2 separate regions of the Homo sapiens genome follow, and region 2 is linked to region 1. A link is a loop called in an ENCODE intact Hi-C map of the cell type or tissue named here. Cell type or tissue: GM12878. All regions are shown on one strand. Each heading gives the region's core, and the rest is flanking DNA. Links, peaks and the distances in the headings are about the cores only.

Region 1 (9,722 bases), core at 1,146-9,145:
CTTCAAAAAATGCTCATTCCTTTAACTTTCAAGGGTTTGATCTTCCCTTTAAGCCCAAATGCCATCAAACTACATGTCTTATATTGAAAAGAAGAGTATAATCGGCAACTTACTTCAAGATATTTTGACAAGATTTATTCTGACCATTTCTTTCCTCAGTTCCACCTGGAGTTGCTACTGCAACTGAACCGCCAGCATCTGATTTGCTCTCCCTCTCAATATTGGGTCCAATCTGACACCCAGTGTCACGATTCTCTACCATCTAAAGCAAACCATTTAAAGTATTTAGTATTTATTGAACCCTTTATTTTTCACCATATTTTAAAATTATTCATTCTTTCTACAGGAATTCTGAATAATCCTCTTATTCATTTATCAAATATTTACTGCATTTCTACAACTCAATATTTGTTGCTGAAGCAATGATCAAGTCTTTATTCTAACTGGAAAAAGCAAATCTGACTACCTAAATAGTATTCAAAAGAAATCAGCCTTACAAATTTGTAAGGCATATTGTCATTGTTTTCAGGCCACAAAACAATGGCAAAAAAATTATAATATCCTCATTTCATTCCCTTTGCTATATCATAAAGACATTCAGTAGTTATTTCAAAATGACATAGTAGACAAAAATACATGCAGCTAAAAACACAAGGTACATCCTTTTTGTCTCACTTAAAATTTCCATATACATTACCTAGAAATACACATTTCAAGGATGACTAATATCACAGTATCATATAAACTGTATACCTTATGATAACAGAAACCAATCTCAAGGGAAAAAAAGGACTAGTGTGGTGGCTCCCACCTGTAATCCCAACATTTTGAGAGGCCAAGGTGGGAAGGTCACTTGAGCTCAGGAGTTTGAGACCAGCTTGGGTAACAAAGGGAAACCCTGTCTTTATAAAAAATTTAAAAATTAGTCAGGCATAGTGGCATGAGCCTGTGGTCCCAGCTGCTTGGAAGATTCAAGTGGAAGGATCACTTGAGCCCAGGAGGTCAAGGCTACAGACAGCTGTGATCCTAAGACTGCACTCCAGCCTGGGTGATAAAGCAAGACTCTGGACCAGGCGCAGTGGCTCACACCTGTAATCCCAGCACTTTGGGAGGCCGAGGCGGGCGGATCACAAGGTCAGGAGTTTGAGACCACCCTAGCCAATATGATGAAACCCCATCTCTACTAAAAACTACAAAAATTAGTCAGGCGTGGTGGCGCGTGCCTGTAGTCCCAGCTACTCACAAGGCTGAGGCAGGAGAATCGCTTGAATCCAGGAGGCGGAGGTTGCAGTGAGTTGAGATCACGCCACTGCACTCCAGCCTGGGTGACAGAGTGAGACTCCATCTCAAAAAAAACAAAAAACAAAACAAAACAAAAAGCAAGACTCTGTCTCAAAAAATGAATAAGTAAAAAATAAAACAAATTCACATATTCACATACACACACACACATACACACACACACTCACATCCTTCAGCCTAGAATAAACTACTTCAGAATAAAAGCACTTGCCATTGACTAGGGAAGAAAGAATAGTTAATTAAACACTAACTCCTCTACTGACTCCCCCATCTGCCTTTCTGTGTTTGGTTCTCCAACCTCTTCTGGCCTGAGAGTATAAGAAAAACTATCCCCTAACGGACTTGATGAGACATCAGTAATTAAAACTACAGAGCCACCTAGTCCTCCTTCATCTGAACCAAAACCTGAAACTGAAAGGAGAAATAATATACGTGTAATACCACTTGTAATATCACTTAAAATTATCTCCTTCCTTTTTTTCTTTTTTATAAATACACATAAAACTTCAAAACCTCACAGCCTCTCTGAAAGCACTTTATTGTTAAGAATTAAAGGAACCACTGGAAGAAAAAAATAGGAGATACTGATTATAATCAACATTGTCATTAATTTTCTATTATTTAATGATTCTTTAAAAGATGGGAAATGTAAACATAGTTTTAATCTAAAATGAGAATTCTCATTTGTAAGTAATAAACAATTGATATGCTTACCTTAATAATGGCATTTTTTGCCTTATATGTAGCAAAATAGGGTTGTTCCAAAAGCCATAATGATGTAAGAATGGCAGCTGTAGAGGTCTTTACACGAATTACTGGACTGTACTCAGAGGATGACTCAGTTATACCAGAATCACAGAGTAGCCTTCTATTAGACCACCTTATCATCCATTCCAGCAGTCTTCCTATACTGCCAAAAGTGTTTAGTGCTAAAGGAAGATCTTCTTGAGGGTTAATATCATTGCACTGAATAGCTTTGAAAATACATCTTCTAGTTTTAATGGACTTGGGAGTCCAAAAAATGTGGTTTGATGATCTCTGGATTAGACATTTCTCTCTAGTGTCATCTTGTATTTTGTAAATTGACCTTTGTTTTAAACCAAATAATCCACTCATTCCTTCATTCTTATTGACTTCATTCGAAGGATATTGTAAAAAAGGTTTGATCCCTTGATTAACCAGTACTGATGATGAAAGTTTCTGGTTTTCTAAATGCATGCCATATTCATCATTTAAAGAGGATGATTTTTCTGATTCATAGGACTCAGGAGCAACAACAAAGCAAGAACCAGCTCTAAACACATTCTGGCTTTTAGTTTTGCTCTGATGTCGTTTTAATGTTGTATGTACATCAAAAAGTAAAGAATTAAGTTCATGTTCTCTAAGCTTTCCAGAAAAACTAGTTAGAAATGGAATGTCAGCATCCCTGGAATAAGGTAGGTCTCTTTCAAGAATGTAACTCAAAAACAGATCAAGGAATTTAATATATTCATCATCATCACGTTCAAATTCCCAAACACCTATTACAGGAAGTGTATTTTGTGATAACTTTTCATGATCTTCTTTCTTTGTAGGATTTTCTTTCTGATTACACATTTTCCTTTTATCAGTTGGCTTATGAATTGATGTTAATTCCATGTGATTTGGGGCATTTCTATAGCAAAAAAATAAAATAAGACAAAATTAGAGATCATTTAATCACTAAAACTGATCTTAGAATTGACATGGAAAATTCTCTCCAATGATTAAGTCATGTATATTTTGTGTGCCTCAATTACCTACATTTCAAATGAGGGAGTGGGACTAAATGATTTCTAAGTGTTTTCAAGAGTGGAACATTTCTACTATGAGATCAAAAAAAAATTACTATCAAAAGGGAAAATTTGTATTAGAAGAGATTAAAATGTGTCCACAGAAATTTCACTATAAAAGAACATGAATAATTTTTCTGTGGGTAAAAGAAATAGTCCTCTAATGGGTCAGATTTTAGGAATACAAAGTCAACAAAAACTCCAAGCCACTGATATACAACAAAATTTAGGATTTCTTGTTTCTCTCTTGCATCTGCCCGCTCAGCTCCCCTAATACCATGTGTAATAAGCAAGACTGACCTTTTTTGTTTTACCACACAAAAACTGGGAACTTTTTCTAAACACTTTTAGCTGTTATGAAACCTGTTGGGCGGACACCTTAACTGCCCAACAACAATTCCTTTTAAATGTTTCTTCTCAACATGATTCCTAGGGCAGAACACAGATCCTTAGTTCCCTCAGTAAGAGAACAGGTGTTGGCCACCTGGGCTGAAAGCATCCCATCCCTTCTGATTGAGGCAATTTCCTTCCCTGAAATATTTCCCTTAAAAATATTAAGGAAATTTAAGGAAAAATTTCCTTAAAAATAATATGGCTAACTCAGTAACCTCAAACTATTTAAGTCTAAAGATTACTAAAAAAAACTGAAAGTCCTCCAGTGAAGTGTAGAATTTCATCTACTCCTTTGATTTTATAATTTCAGATGGCAAAATTATTTCATATATCAATAATACTTAAAGTAAATTTTCGAATGTATAGTCTCATTTTATACTCCTAATATTCTTATGAGTGGAGGGGGTGGCACTTATCATTCATATTATTAATAGCACAATCAGTGAGGGTTGCTGGGACCAGAAATCAGCTCATCAGATGCCTGAAAGCTACTTTTCAAAGGAAGTGAATGCCAGTGATTAAAAGATCTCAATTGTACCTTTGATAGATATTTATCCTACTTTTTTCTTCAACCGACAAAGCTTCAGAGAACGTATCTGCATCACTGTGAACCACAGAATCTCCTAGTTCTGTGAGTGTACTTCTGCTCAAACTAGTCCCCAGGGAATATCTGTCAACACCTGGAGCCTCATCTGGTTTCTCTTCTTCAATTGGTTCCCATATATTCACTTCAAAAGAGCCTATATTTCTCTGCACACGTTTTAGAGCTTTCACCCTCACTTTCTGGATAGAATGCATGACAACAGACATCATTTCCTCAGTCTGGGGTCCTGGAAAGAAAAGAATAAAAAGTCTTAGTGTTCATTAAAATATTTCAATTCAAGACATAGGAGACCCAACTCTGGTCCCTCCTGGGGACAAGAAACCTAACTGATGACTAAGGCTTATTTCCACATTCTTACTGGTCGTGTTTTCTTCAGTATTTACTGGAAAGATATTTTAAAGTAGAACTGCAGAAGCTAAAGAAGGTCCATTAAAGAACACAGTAAAAGAGACAGAACCTAGACCTCATGAAGAAAAAGTATGCCCTGGAAAAAAAAAACTTTAAGTGATTTAACTGTTTTAAAACTCAGAAGGATAATTATATTTAATAAAAAGAATAATGAATGTTTTTTCTATTATCACATAGAGAATAAGATAAAATGAGGATAATTCTAGCCAAAAAAATCAAGGACATTTTTCTTACTAAAAGTAATAAGAAACAATAGCAAGGGAAGGTTTTCAAGGCTGCCTATAGAAACATTTTAAAACATTATTTAATACATAAACAGAATATTTTAGAGGATGTCAAAAAAAAGTATTAAGAAAAATACAAATCACAAATACAATATATTAATAGAATAATACAAAATCACTGGACATACCTGGACTTAAATACTGAATTATAGTTTTAAAAAGCAGGGTAATTTTAATTCTTTAAAAATTCTGCAACATTGTAAATGTACTTAATGTCAATGAATTGCATATTTTAAATGGCTAAAATGGTAAATTTTATATTATATGCATTTTACCACAGTAAGAAATGTGTGTATTCTAATTTTGAAGAACAAAATTAGAAGCATAAATAACCATAAAGGGAAATTACTTGTTTTCAACAAATACTTGCAATATACAAAGTACCATATGCTCATTTTATATTATCTTACTTAATCCTCTCTGAATACACATCATAAAGCAGGTAATACTATGCCCACTTTACAAATAAAGATATGAGGCTCAGAGAGACTGAGCAACTTGCCTAAGATCGCACAGTTACTGACTGACAGAGCCATGAGCCGAAGTCAGCTTCATCTGGTTCCAAAGCAAGAGATTAGTCTTTCTGCAATGGAGAAATGTTTCTACCTTCTCATACTCCTATCTCAAGGAAGAGGCAAAAATGCATAGACACATAAGCAACAGTAAATAAATATTTTCAAAACAAAAAGGGAATCTTCTGCAATTTATCTGTTAGCTATCTGAGAAACAACAAATAATACCTTTCACAACACAGTGTCTGAGTCTCTGGTGAAGAGAGTGATATTTGTCTCTTAAAGGAACCCTCACGTCCTCAGGATAGGGAAATGCTTTCACGAAAATTTCTGCTACCTTCAGAAAAAAAATTGTTTAAGTTTTATGAGAAACATCATTCTTTTTTTTTCTTCCATTCCACAAATATTTTATTTTAACTCAAAATATAAATGCACATTTCTTACTAATCTTTTGAAGTCAGGTCAAAGCCTCTCTCTGAGCATCTGTCTGCTAATAGGAGTTTAGTATCAACTTACTTTTTTATTTTAAAATATGTAATTGACAAAAACTGTGTATATTCAAGGTGTACAATGTGATGATTTAATATACGTATACATTCTGTGCTGATTTCCATAGTCGAATTAATTAGCACATCCATCAATACACACATTTACCATTGTAATATCCTCCCTTATCAAATTTCAGGTAAACAATACACTACGATTAACTGTAGTCACTATAGCCCGGCGCGGTGGCTCACGCCTGTAATCCCAGCACTTTGGGAGGCCGAGGCGGGCAGATCACGAGGTCAGGAGATCAAGACCATCCTGGCTAACGTGGTAAAACCCCGTGTCTACTAAAAAAATACAAAAAATTAGCCGGGCGTGTTGGCGGGAGCCTGTGGTCCCAGCTGCTCGGAAGGCTGAGGCAGGAGAATGGCGTGAACCCGGGAGGCGGAGCTTGCAGTGAGCCGAGATCGCGCCACTGCACTCTAGCCTGGGTGACAGAGCGAGACTCCGTCTCAAAAAAAAAAAAAAAAAAAAAAAAAAACTATAGTCACTATATTGTACATTGGATCCCTAGAACTTATTCATCTTGTAACTGAAAGGTTGTACCCTTTGACCAAGATCTCCCCATTTCCACCACATCCCCAGCCTCTGACAACCACCATTCCACTCTCTGCTTCCGTGAGTTTAACATTTTTATATTCCACACACAAGTGAGGTCCTACAGTATTTACCTTTTTGAACCCACAAGATATTATGCTAAGTGAAATAATCCAAAGAAAGGCAACATCATCCTTAATTAAAATTAAATAAAAATCTTTTAAAGTCTCTGATTCTGATGTAGTTTACTTTCACCTACAAGCACATTACCTTTCTGATTGGTGGCAGTTCTCCAATAAGGCTCAAAATTATATCCTGAATAAGTTCTTCCATATTAAAAAACCGAGAGAAAGGCAGCATTCTATAAGCCCATTCCACTGCACTAAGACAGTGCTCAATCATACAAGAATCAAACTCCACTTCAAGGTCCTAAAAGGATATTGAAAAACATTCATTTCCTTTTTAGTTTAGATGGTAGACCAGAATGAGTTCAAAAGAAAGTTTTGCTACAAACAATAAAATCTTCTTTTAAACAATAATTTCCCACTTAACGTGTGTTCATTTTTCTTATTTTTGCCCTGGTAAATACCTTTTCTCCTTTTACATTTTCTCTTGCTTTCTGATATTGCCTGCAACTATAGGATAACTTATCACGGACATGCAGCATCCAACACAGAGCACAAAGTTCTCTGAAGCAACCTAAAGCAGGAACACAAATATGAAAGAAAATCACATGAGTATGTACATTAATATTATAACAACTCCAACTCTGCTGATCATTTTTTTCAAAATAAAGGTCTTTATTTCATTCATTATAAAATGAACACATGCTCATTGTAAATTTATATAAAAGTCCTTATATAAAAGTCATGGAGATTGACTTATAAGTCACTAACAGATATTCATTTATGTTTAAACATTTTTAATACTAAAAACTATTTCTAATAGTAAATAATTTTTTATTAAAAGCAATACAAGTACACAAAGATATATAAAATCATACTATGTATGCTGCTTTGCAACTAGCTTTTTTTTCACCTACTATATCTTAGATATCTTTTCACATGGTAATATACTAAGTCTTCTTGTTGCCAATATGGTGTTCCATTGTATGGAGCATCAGGATTTAACTATACACAATGCACAGGCTCACAATCCAGCTATCAAAACAAGTTTTCACTCTTCTGCTAATCTTAAATTTCTATTATAGTTAACATGTGACCAATTAAGTGAAAACCATCTCATGTTCTATGGTTAATAGGACCTTTTCAACGGGGTGGTGTAGGCTCTGTAGACAGAGCAAGACCTTGTCTCCTAGCTACTTGGACACCTGAGGTGGGAGGATCGTTTGAGCCCAGGAGTTTGAGACCAGCCTCCATGTTGGCATGGATGTGGTGAAAAGGAAACACTTTTACACTGCTGGTGAAAACGTAAACTAGTACAACCACTATGGAAAACAGTGTGAAGATTCCTTAAAAAACTCAAAGTAGATCTACCATTTGATCCAAAAATCCCACTACTGGGTATCTACCCAGAGGAAAAGAAATCATTATATGAAAAAGACACTTGCACACGCTTCTTTCTAGCAGCACAATAGCAAGACCATCTCTGGAAAAAGAAAAATATAGGAACTTTTCCTTTGGAGGAAGAAAGATAATATTCTAAAATTTAGCATTCATTCATTTATGCCTTAATTGTTTATTTTTATTTATTTTATTATGATTATTTTTTTGAGACGGAGTCTTGCTCTATCTTGCCCAGGCTGGAGTGCAGTGGTGCGATCTTGGCCTCCACCTCCCAGGTTCAAGTGATTCTCCTGTCTCAGCCTCCCAAGTACCTGGGACTACAAGCGTGTGCCACCATACCTGGCTAATTTTGTATTTTTAGTAGAGACAGGGTTTCACCATGTTGGCCAGGCTGGTCTCAAACTTCTGACTTCAGGTAATCCACCTGCCTTGGATTACAGGCATAAGCTACCACACCCAGCCTATGCCTTAATTTTTTAAATAAGCCTTATTTTTACAATAAACTGACTTTTATATTAGTAGTCAGTATTTTCATTTTCTTTAGGGAGCTATTTAATATGCTTTTTAAAATAAATATTACAAAGTCAAAAAGAACAGTTTGACATTATGGAAAGTGGGCAGAAAGCAGGTCTTCTACACATTCTATTCATCCCAATAGTGAGAGAGGATGGTGGGTACATGGCCCCAGGGGGACTATCAGGGTCTCCAGTGAGCATTTTCACACTACAGCCCACCCCACACATCAGATTCTCATAGATTCTGCCGGGGGAGCACGGCCCAATCTTTTGAGAAAGGCATCATTACTGACAGATGTGTTTCATTATTTCATATTTCACAGGCAAGCTGGGATAGAACTAAGGCCAAGAACTAGCAAGACACAGTGCAGCAACATACTAAACAGTGACTCATCTAAAAACATCCTTTATCTGTGTTTTTCAGACTGTGGATTACAACCTTTTATTAGTTACTAGGCTATAAAATCAATTCAGTGAGTCTCAATCATCTTTTTAAAATAGAATACAACAGAATATATCAAGCGTGCATTGCAGCCGGGCACAGTGGCTCATGCCTGTAATCCCAGTACTTTGGGAGGACGAGGTGGGTGTATCACCTGAGGTCAGGAGTTCGAGACCAGCCTGGTCAACCTGGTGAAACCTCATCTCTACTAAAAATACAAGAATTAGCTGGGCGTGGTGGTGTGCACCTGTAATCCCAGCTACTTGGGAGGCTGAGGCAGAAGAATCACTTGAACCGGGGAGGTGGAGATTGCAGTGAGCTGAGATCACGCCACTGCACTCCAGCCTGGGTGACAGACTTGAGATTTTGTCTCAAAAAAAAAAAGAAAAGAAAAGAAGAGTGCATTGCACACAGTAAGAGTAAAGGTAGTTCATTAAATTTTCATTCTAACTTCATATGGGTGTGTGCATGTATTACCTTGCTATAAAATCTGCACTTATTTTAAATCATGGTCAAAAATGTTTGAATACCAAAAAGATGTAACCAACTGAAACCAGAATAGAACGGGTTCTACTAGACAAACGATCGAGTTTCCACAATAAATAAAGGGCATGAAACAGAATGGGGGCAAGGAAACTTTTATAGATTAAGATGGACTTATAGGCCAGGCATGGTAGCTCCTGCCTGTAATCCCAGCACTTTGGGAGGTCAAGGTAGGACTGCTTGAGCCCAGGAGTTCGAGACCAGCTTGGGCAAAAAAGTGAGGCCCTGTCTTTATGAAAAAATGAAAAAAAAAAACAAAAAAACCAGGCCTGGTGGTGCACACCTGTAGTCCCAGC
Region 2 (9,722 bases), core at 1,068-9,067, 74 kb before region 1:
CTTACTTTCCTGCCCAAAGCATCCATTCCTGTTTCTTCCTCCAAGGCTTCAGGCTACAGGGCAGAAGACAGAAGATCTCCTGGCCTCCATGAAACTTTGCTTATTTAGAGATTCAGGGTTGGTAAAAGGTAGTTGGTTTTTCTTTTCACTCCTAGGCTAAACCCTGCATAGGTGTTTTAAAATAGGGTTCATAATTGAGTTCTCAGGTGAGACTGATTTTCTTCTCAATGAAAAGATTTTTTTTTTTCCTATTAGATTCATCTGTATATGGTTGTTTCTCAAAACTCAGAGGGTAATAAAGGAGGAGGCAAGATAGAGGGTTTTTATTGAAAGTAGGTTATGCAAACTTGGCTTGAAAGGTACTTATCATTTTAAAAATTATGCCTAATGATGCATCAAATACAAAAACATATAATACATCAATAGTCAACCCTTTCCCCATAAAGGCAAAGTTACTGAGAAATGTTTATTTTTCCTCTGGTAATGGCTAATCCAGGTAATAATATGAAAGCAAATGGAAAATTCACATTGCTTCTTTCATTGCTTCTGTCCCTTAAACCTGTTAATCTTTCAGAACCACATTACTGAGGTGCTGGCCTGTGCATGGAAACCCAATGATATCCAGGTCTTACAGGTCCAGGGCCCAGTGGACAGACAGGCCCTGGTCCTCCACGCTGGCCACCATGTCTTCGATGGCATTCCAGTCCAGCTTGCTGAGGATGCTGCCAGTGCTCTCAGACACGCTGTCCACACCGCCCACCCCAAAAGGATGCTCTGGCTCTTCCTCTTCAGTTGGAGACAAGTCCTATTAAATTGAAAAGACAATTGTGGTCCTAGCCCCTAAAAACAAACAAAAAAACAAAAACAAAAAAACCTGGAACGTGAACTAAGCTTTCCAAAAATTCTAGAGTTGCTCATCCATCAAAAGGCTGAAGGAAATGTGCCAGGAAATAGGGCTGTGATTGCCCAGCACATCCAGATGGACAAGAGCTGAACATCATCTCACACAACGAGATGCTGGCACCAGATGTGAAGACAGGGCAGAACGGATGTTGATACTTGTAGTACGATTTTATGTTCTTACATTTTGGTCATTTTTTAGTTAAAAAATACAGTCACAGAGAAGTCTGAAAGACAAATGCTGAAGTACTAAGCCAAAAGGGAAGATGCTTTGCATCACGATTTCAAACTGACCTAACAACTTTTCAGTATTTCCACATCCCACAAAAAACAAACTAAAAAACAAACAAACAAACAAACAAAAAACCTGAAGAACATAGAGCAATCACTAGACAAACAAAATCTAGAACAATGCTTACTTGTAGAAGGGAATTGTGACTCTCATGAAGAATCTTATGGATTTCTGAAGGTATCGTCCAGGGACTCACCACAGTCTCCTCTCTTTCATACTCTACACACACCTGCTTGGTTTGAGGTGCAAGCCCAGCACTTCCATGTTTTTTTGTATGCTGCAGACTATGACACGGAGCATTAGAGCCTTTTAAGGGATAAGAACAAAGCACACATTGGGATTGATTCATTCATTCATTCATTCATTTGTTAATTGTGACTTTTATCATCAAAGCCAAGGTAGTCACATTTTAAATAATATTTGAATCACAAGGTCTGGAAATGGTTCACTTTAGAGTTCGAACAATTCCTGTCCTGTCACTGTACGAGATGGAAACTGAATTCCAGCCTTTGGATTTGAAAACTATTAGTAATTAATCTTTAAGACAAGAAAATCTAGGGAGGAGAGGCCACAGATATAACAGAACGGTGGAGAGGTATTGACACCAAAGTTGGGTGAACTCTGAGACCTGGGCCTTCCCTGTCTTTTACAGAAAGTCTTGTGAAAACTTCTTAGAAGCAATGTTTTGGGCATCTTCACCCAGGCTTAATGCTTACAATCTGCCTTTAGGCAAAGGCATCACAGTGAGTGTGGTGACAATACATTATGACCCTCTTTCTTCTTACTGCATATATCAGTATTTGTTGAAAAGAAATTTTCATTCCAGCTAATGCCCAGAGGCAGCTTAGTAAACCCACAAACCAATAAGGTTTCTCTGCACAAAGCCCTAGAGGAGCCTACCTCACCTAACACAATGTTCCAAAGCCAATATCACAGCATGTTCTACCCTTCGAGGTGATTTCATGAAGAAACACCCAAGACATGGGACAAGATGGGAAGTAAATATAGATCCCAAACAAGCAGTCATGTGGCTCCCTGAAGAGGGGAGAAGAGGTATGACAATGCTGAAGTTTGGGCCCTCTTTGTCTTTTGTAACTCTACCAACCTTATGTACTTGAAGCTGAAGATATCTCCAAGAAATAAAGCCCCCAAAATAATCACAGCACACACTTTGGCATTTAGTATAGGCTAATAAGCACTTTTACATTCAGTCCCTTGAACTTACCAGACATTCATGCCTGGTCTTTAGATTTTCTAACACACCTCTGCTCTCCCTAGCTAACTTCATTTAGTTCCATGGCTTTAAATATCACCTACATGCTGACAGCTCTCTAAAACCTGTACCTCCAGTCTCATAAAGCTAATTGCCCCTTCTTAAAATCCTTGCTTGGATGTGCAATAAACATCTGAACTTTAACATGTCCAAAACCACACTGTTAATTTTTACCCCTAAACTGCCCTATCCCAGGAAATGCTCAGGTTAAAATCCAGTATATCTTTTTTGTTTTTTGAGACGGAATCTCACTCTGTCCCCAGGCTGGAATGCAGTGGTGCAATTTCGGTTCGCTGCAACCTCTGCCTCCCGGATTCAAGCGAGTCTCCTGCCTCAGCCTCCCAAGTAGCTGGGATTACAGGCATGCGCCACCATGCCCAGCTAATTTTGGTATTTTTAGTAGAGATGGGGTTTCACCATATTGGCCAGGCTGGTTTGGAACTCCTGGCCTCAAGCGATCGGCCTGCCTCAGCCTCACAAAGTGCTGGGATTACAGGAGTGAGCCACTGTGCCCAGCCTCATCCTTCTTTCTTATACATGCCACATCCAATCCATCAGCAAGTCCTAATTTTGTCTATCTTCAAAATACATCCCAAATCAAATAGTTTCCTCCCATCTCCATTGTTAAAACCCTAGCCCAAGCAATCTATCCTTGTATGCCGTCTTCTGTTCTTTCTTTCCACATGTTCTAAAACATAAATTATATTATCTCTCTGCTTAATTCCCTAAAATGGAGTCTCACTGGATCTCAAGTAAAATCCAAACTCCTTGCCTTAGCCTACAGTATCTAGCCCATCTCTCCCACCATATCTCTCGTCACCTTTCCACACTGATCTTTTCTGTCATACCAACTTTGTTTCTGTACCAGGACTCTGAACTTTCTGTTCTGCCTTATCTTTATACAACAATCTTACCAGAACTTTGAACTTCTGCCTGAAACTGTTTTGCCTTATCTTTACCTAACAATCTCCTTTTCATCATTCAAGATCTTCACTCCAACATCACCTTCTCTTTTTCTAAATTTTTATTCATTTAATTTTTAATTTGCTTCATACTAAGAGCTGGAGTAAGAGTTTCACCTTCTCAAAGAGACCTTTAACCACCCTTGCTAGAGTAGTTCCACCTAGCCAGCCTCATTCTCCCTTATTTATGTGCTGCTTTCTGTGTTGTTCATGAGTAACAGTGCCTGGTATGTAGTAGGAACTCAATGGGCAGTTGCTGAGTGAATACTCTTCCTGACAGTCCTATGGAGAAACCATTATTATCCCCATTTTGCAAATGAGGAAAGTGAGGCTTAGAGAGGTTATGTAATTGGCCCAAGATGATGGAGATGATCCACCCCAGAACCTGGGCTAATGTATTAACTTTTTTTTTTTTTTTTTTTTTTGAGATGGAGTCTCACTCTGTCGCCCAGGCTGGAGTGCAGTGGCACTATCTTGGCTCACTACAACCTCTGCCTCCCGGGTTCACGCCATTCTTCTGCCTCAGCCTCCCGAGTAGCTGGGACTACGGGCACCCGCCACCACACCCGGCTAATTTTTTGTATTTTTAGTAGAGATGGGGTTTCACCGTGTTAGCCAGGATGGTCTCAATCTCCTGACCTCGTGATCCGCCTGCCTCAGCCTCCCAAAGTGCTGGGATTACAGGCGTGAGCCACCACGCCCGGCCAATGTATTAACTTTCTATTCTTTTTTTGTTTTGAGACAGAGTCTCGCTCTGTCACTCAGGCTGGAGTGCAGTGGCATGATCTCGGCTCACTGCAAGCTCCACCTCCCGGGTTCACACCATTCTCCTGCCTCAGCCTCCCGAGTAGCTGGGACTACAGGCGCCCACCACCATGCCTAGCTAATTTTTTTTTTGTATTTTTAGTAGAGACGGGGTTTCACGGTGTTAGCCAGGATGGTCTTGATCTCCTGACCTCATGATCCGCCCGCCTCGGCCTCCCAAAGTGCTGGGATTGTACAGGCGTGAGCCACCGTGCCCGGCCTAACTTTCTATAGGGTGAAGGAAGAATAATACTTAGAGGGCCCTTTAAGATCATCTTCATATCTATAAGTAAAATATGAATAGATCTATTAATTTGGATCCCCAAAGTGGCAGCTTTCCAAAAGCTTCTTCCTGGATTAGTGCCAAAGGGAAGGGTGCAGTGGTACAGACAGCTTAGGGATTTTTCTTTTGACTAGCCCCAAGAGTCTGAAAAAGAAACAAAGCTAACATCATTTGGTAGCACCTGCCACTGTAATATCCAATGTGAGAGCTATGCTCTAGTTGAAAAGGTTTGACATTTTTTCTGCTACTTAAAGACATCACAGAGTATTTTGAAATGCCACTGAAAGTTCCATGTTAAAATAATTATTTCAGTAAATATTAATAAGGAACAAATTTTGAAAAACCATATAAAGGAAAAAATCTACGAGCAGATGACAGGAATGCATATGTGAACAAACACTGTGTTAAAAAAAAAACAGCCGTTAAAACAGAAAAAGTGAGACTGAAAGAGAAACCAATGAGTGGTTAAGCAACATAACCACAAGAGTAGGCTTCCACTTCAAAGTAGATGGGAACAAGTGGAGGTGGGGTGCTGAAGTTATTCCTTCAAGTATTCACGATATGACTAGAGATCAACAAAGGCTACAAACATCAACTAATCCCAAACTCATCTTGGCTACAATTAATTTGGCATCTAGACATCGACATTCTTGTTTTGTCCAAATGAACATAATTATTGTCATCTAGAAAGAATGACAAATCAAACCACCACCTACTCTGCTAAAATTACAGTTAAGAGTCTTGCATTTTAGGATAAATCTTCACCTATGGGGTATTACAAACCTTGAGAGGCTATCACTGGGTTTCTCTCACCTTACTTTACCTAGAGATGGCTTTGTAATTTCCTTCCTTTCAGATCATAATGCATTTTTCCAGGGTTTATCTGGGATATCCAATTTGAGATAAAAATATAATGAGAAAAGTTCTGTGAAACTGAGCATGCATAAGACTTTTCAAGGTAAAGTGTACCTGCCCCACTGGACAGTGAAAGCTTTCTGAAGTGAAAGGTAAGTTATAGATCAAGAAGACACCCCACAGCAGAAACCAGGCTGCCAAGTACACTGGCTTCCCTCAGAAAGGAAGTACTCTTTCTCTAGGACGGTGGGCACTGACACTCAGTTTCTTTATAACATAACACCAAACAGTGTCTACAGAGTCTAGCCTGAGAAATCTGAAACTGGATGATAAAACTAAACCTATTACCTCCATCATTCCCAAAGAAAATCCTGCTTCTTTTCCTGCTCTACTTGTGTCAATTTGTGAGTCACAGTCTAGCTAAGCACTTAAGCTAGAAACTTGGAGTCATACACATTTCTAACTTTCAGAGGCAGGGTTACCATTGAACAATGAAACAAATACCTACAGCTTTCTATGGGCAAGGCCTCATGTTAGATTATAATGACTTCAAGAACACAAAACCCTGGATCTCCGGGACTTTCAAAAACAAAACAATATAACGGTACATGTAATTTCAACTGTTTTTAGAGGTAACATTGTATTTGGGGAGCATTTTATCTGTTGAACTAGACATTGCTAGATATTTGCTTTGAAAAGAATAAAAAGCTATTGAGTACTCTAGACTAGAAAACAATTCATAATGGGTAAAAAGGAAAGTCTTTGAAAGAGAGAAAAGCTGGCATGGGATTTAGAAGCTGGTACGGTTTGGCTGTGTCCCCAACCAAATCTCATCTTGAATTGTAGCTCCCATAATTCCCACGTGCTGTGGGAGGGACCAGGTGGGAGGTAATTGAATCATGGGGGCAGTTACCTTCATGCTGCTGGTCTTGTGATAGTGAGTTCTCATGAGATCTGATAGTTTTATAAAGGGGAGTTCCCCTGAATACACTCTTTTGCCTGCCACCATGTAAGACTTGCCTTTGCTTCTCCTTTGCCTTTTACCATGATTGTGAGGCCTCCACAGCCATGTGAAACTGTGAGTCCATTAAACTTCTTTCCTTTTAAATTACCCAGTTTCAGGTATGTGTTAGCAGCATGAGAACAGACTAATACACAAGCACAGGAAATGATGCTTCGAGGATTCAAAGTGATCCAAACGACCAGAAGCTTGGGTTTTAACGCATACATGGGGGAAAGAGTAGAAAAAGTACCCAATAGATCTTCTAGAAAATACCGCCATAGACATTAAAAAGTTGATAAATGAGTTAAACAATGGATTAGACATAGGTAAAAAGAGATGGGGTAAACTGAATGACGGATCTACAAAGTAATGAGTTAGCAGTAGAGAAAGAGGCATAATACCAAGCCTAGGCTAATTACTTCATATTTCTCATCATTTTTCACAGTACATATAAACTAGTGGGGTTTTTTTGTTTTGTTTTGTTTTGAGACAGAGTCTCACTCTGTCGCCAGGCTGGAGTGCAGTGGTGCAATTTCGGCTCACTGCAACCTCCGCCTGCTGGGTTCAAGTGATTCTCCTGCCTCAGCCTCCCAAGTAGCTGGGACTACAGGCACATGCCACCACGCCCAGCTAATTTTTGTATTTTTAGTAGAGATGGGGTTTCACCGTGTTGGCCAGGATGGTCTCAATTTCTTGGCCTCGTGATCCAACCACCACGACCTCCCAAAGTGCTAGGATTATAGGTGTGAGCCACCGCGCCCAGCCAAATTAGTGGGTTTTTAAAAAATCATTATCCCTACCAAATTTAATTATTTTCTTTCAATGGGGATAACTGCACAGATTTTGTTGGATTTAATGTGAGGATCAAGTGAGATAATGCACATGAGGTGTGAACACAATGCCTGGCATAGAGTAAGTGCTCTATACCTGTTAGCTACTATTGTTATTGTTTTAAGGAGATCTGAACAGGTCATTTAACTTCTCTAAGTCTGTTCTCATAGTAAGACATGGATAATAGTTACCCTGTTTACCTACCAAGGTCGTTACATATATCCTCACTATTATAACTTGTATTTTCCAGGTGAGAAAATTAAGAATACATAAATGGGTTAGAAATTTGCGTAAGGTTACAGAGTAAGTGGTTAACTTGATTCCATAAAGCTACTCCAAAACTTCTTCTCTGAACCACTGCAGCGCAGAGCCACACCCTTCATTCTGAAGTCTATATTTGAAATGGAGTGATTTATAATTTTTTTAAAATTTAGTATTAAGGGCCAGGCACAGTGGCTCATGCCTGTAATCACAGGACTTTGGGAGGCTAAGATGGGCGGATCACCTTAGGTCAGGAGTTCAAGACCAGCCTGGCCAACATGGCAAAACCCCATCTCTACGAAAAATACAAAAATTAACCGGGCGCGGTGGTGGGCACCTGTAATCCCAGCTACTGGGAAGCCTGAGGCAGGAGAATCACTTGAACCCGGGAGTGGAGGTTACAGTGAGCCGACATTGCACCACTGCACTCCAGACTGGGCAACAGAGTGAGACTCTGTCTCAAAAAAAAAAAAAAGAAAATTCAGTATTAAGTCTAAAAACTTTATCTTCTTTATCCCTTACCTTTTTGGAAGGTAACTGGAGACTGCGTAGCCTTTCTTACTGCTGCTTTGGCTCCACCAGCTTTTTTCTGTATGGTGAAAGTGGCAGTTCCTATACAGAGAGACAAACATTATTAGCCTTCCATAGACATCCATGATTTTTATATATATTGTGAGTTATTTGAGGACAGACACCTTGGTGATCAGCTTTGAATCTGCTCACCAAGCCCTGTTCACAGTAGGGGCCCAGTAAATGGTGGCTGGTTTGAACCAAGGTGGCAAAACTTAAGTGCAGACAAAGAAAGGGAATACTTTGCTTTGACACCTGGTATCCTTCAAGCACAGCCATACTCTTTTTTCAAATGGCAAATGTGTTTTGACATCTCTGGCAACTGGAAAAGCTAGGGACATAATAAGCCTCTTAGCAGTAAACACCTAGACAAAATGCCAAGTTAAATTTTATCAACCGAATGATTAGTTTCTTAAACTCAAAGATTAATAACAACCATTTACTTCCATGTTATGCAATATCTCTTATTAATATAATCCTCAACAACTCTATGAGGTAGGTTTCAAATAACTTATCTGAGGGCAAAAATCAGCAGCAGAGCTGGGATATAAACCTAAGTTTAGAGGATTTAAAACTTAGACTTTTATTTCTTTTTTTTTTTTTTTTTTGAGATGGAGTCTCACTCTGTCACCAGGCTGCAGTACAGTGGCGTGATCTCCACTCACTGCAACCTCCACCTCCCAGGGTCAAATGATTCCCCTGCCTCAGCTTCCCGAGCAGCTGGGACTACAGGCACACACCACCATGCCTGGCTACTTTTTTTTATTTTTAGTAGAGACGGGGTTTCACCATGTTGGCCAGGATGGTCTTGATCATCTGACATGATCCGCCCACCTCAGCCTCCCAAAGTGCTGGGATTACAGGCGTGAGCCACCATGCCCGGCCGACTTTTACTTTTTTATGCCTAAGATGCCTCTCAGTTACTAATCATATAATCTTTGTATTGTAGTTGACAGAACTAAACATAAAACAAGCAACAATAACACAAACTACTCCTGGCCAGGCATGGTGGCTTACGCCTGTAATTCTTGCACTTTGGGAGGCCAACATGGGAAGATTGCTTGAGCCCAGGAGTTTGAGAACAGCCTGAGCAACATGGCAAGACTCCGTCTCTACGAAAAAATTTAAAAATTACCCAGGTGTGGTGGTGCACACCTGTAGTCCCAGCTATTCAAGAGGCTGAGATGTCTCACACTACCAGGCACGGTGGCTCACACCTGTAATCCCATCACTCTGGGAGGCCAAAGCTGGCGGATCACTTGAGGCCAAGAGTTTGTGACCAGCCTGGCCAACATGGTGAAACCCTGTCTCTACTAAAAAATACAAAAATTAGTTGGGCACGGTGGTGCAAGCCTGTAGTCCCCGTTACTCCGAAGGCTGAGGCAGGAGAATTGCTTGAACCTAAAGGACAGAGGTTGAAGTGAGGTGAGATCACGCCACTGCACTCCAGTCTGGGTGACAGAGCAAGACTCTGCCTCAAAAAAAAAAAAAAAAAAAAAAAAAAAAAAGGCTGAAGTGGGAAGATGATCTGAGCCAGGGAGGTCAAGGTTGCAGTGAGCCATGATCACGCCACTGCACTCCCTTCTGGGCGACAGAATGAGTTCCTGTGTCCAAAAAAAAAAAATTTCCTAACAGTATGGAAGCAGGGCTGAAGAAATTAGCCAAAAACTACATACTGCTTTACAAGA

Evidence for each region. A loop is a pair of places that touch in the nucleus more often than their neighbours do. Peaks named below come from ENCODE experiments on the same cell type or tissue, not always from the same donor. Only the 100,000 strongest peaks of a DNase experiment are listed, where the experiment ranks them.
Region 2: a loop joins it to region 1, with 2.7 times the contacts of the local background. A loop is called at or near these places in 2 of 110 quality-filtered maps.

The regions. Positions count from the first base shown.
Region 1 is chr5:37,180,744-37,190,465 of GRCh38, forward strand. It overlaps CPLANE1 (ciliogenesis and planar polarity effector complex subunit 1), which reads right to left. Exons shown (of 53, transcript NM_001384732.1): 22 at 6,990-7,099; 23 at 6,671-6,829; 24 at 5,543-5,651; 25 at 4,045-4,336; 26 at 2,017-2,956; 27 at 114-262. Among named protein-coding and RNA genes, the nearest start is that of CPLANE1-AS1, 63 kb to the right of the region's middle. RefSeq lists a silencer at 4,050-4,250. In GM12878, for the core only: no CTCF peak of the experiment used is centred there; DNase peaks (open chromatin) are centred at 1,638 and 4,198; H3K27ac peaks cover 784 bases.
Region 2 is chr5:37,106,974-37,116,695 of GRCh38, forward strand. CPLANE1 (ciliogenesis and planar polarity effector complex subunit 1) reads right to left here. Exons shown (of 53, transcript NM_001384732.1): 51 at 7,987-8,076; 52 at 1,320-1,498; 53 at 1-805. The coding sequence ends at 629. Among named protein-coding and RNA genes, the nearest start is that of CPLANE1-AS1, 140 kb to the right of the region's middle. RefSeq lists a silencer at 5,482-5,531. In GM12878, for the core only: no CTCF peak of the experiment used is centred there; DNase peaks (open chromatin) are centred at 5,028 and 5,658; H3K4me3 peaks cover 909 bases; H3K27ac peaks cover 2,454 bases.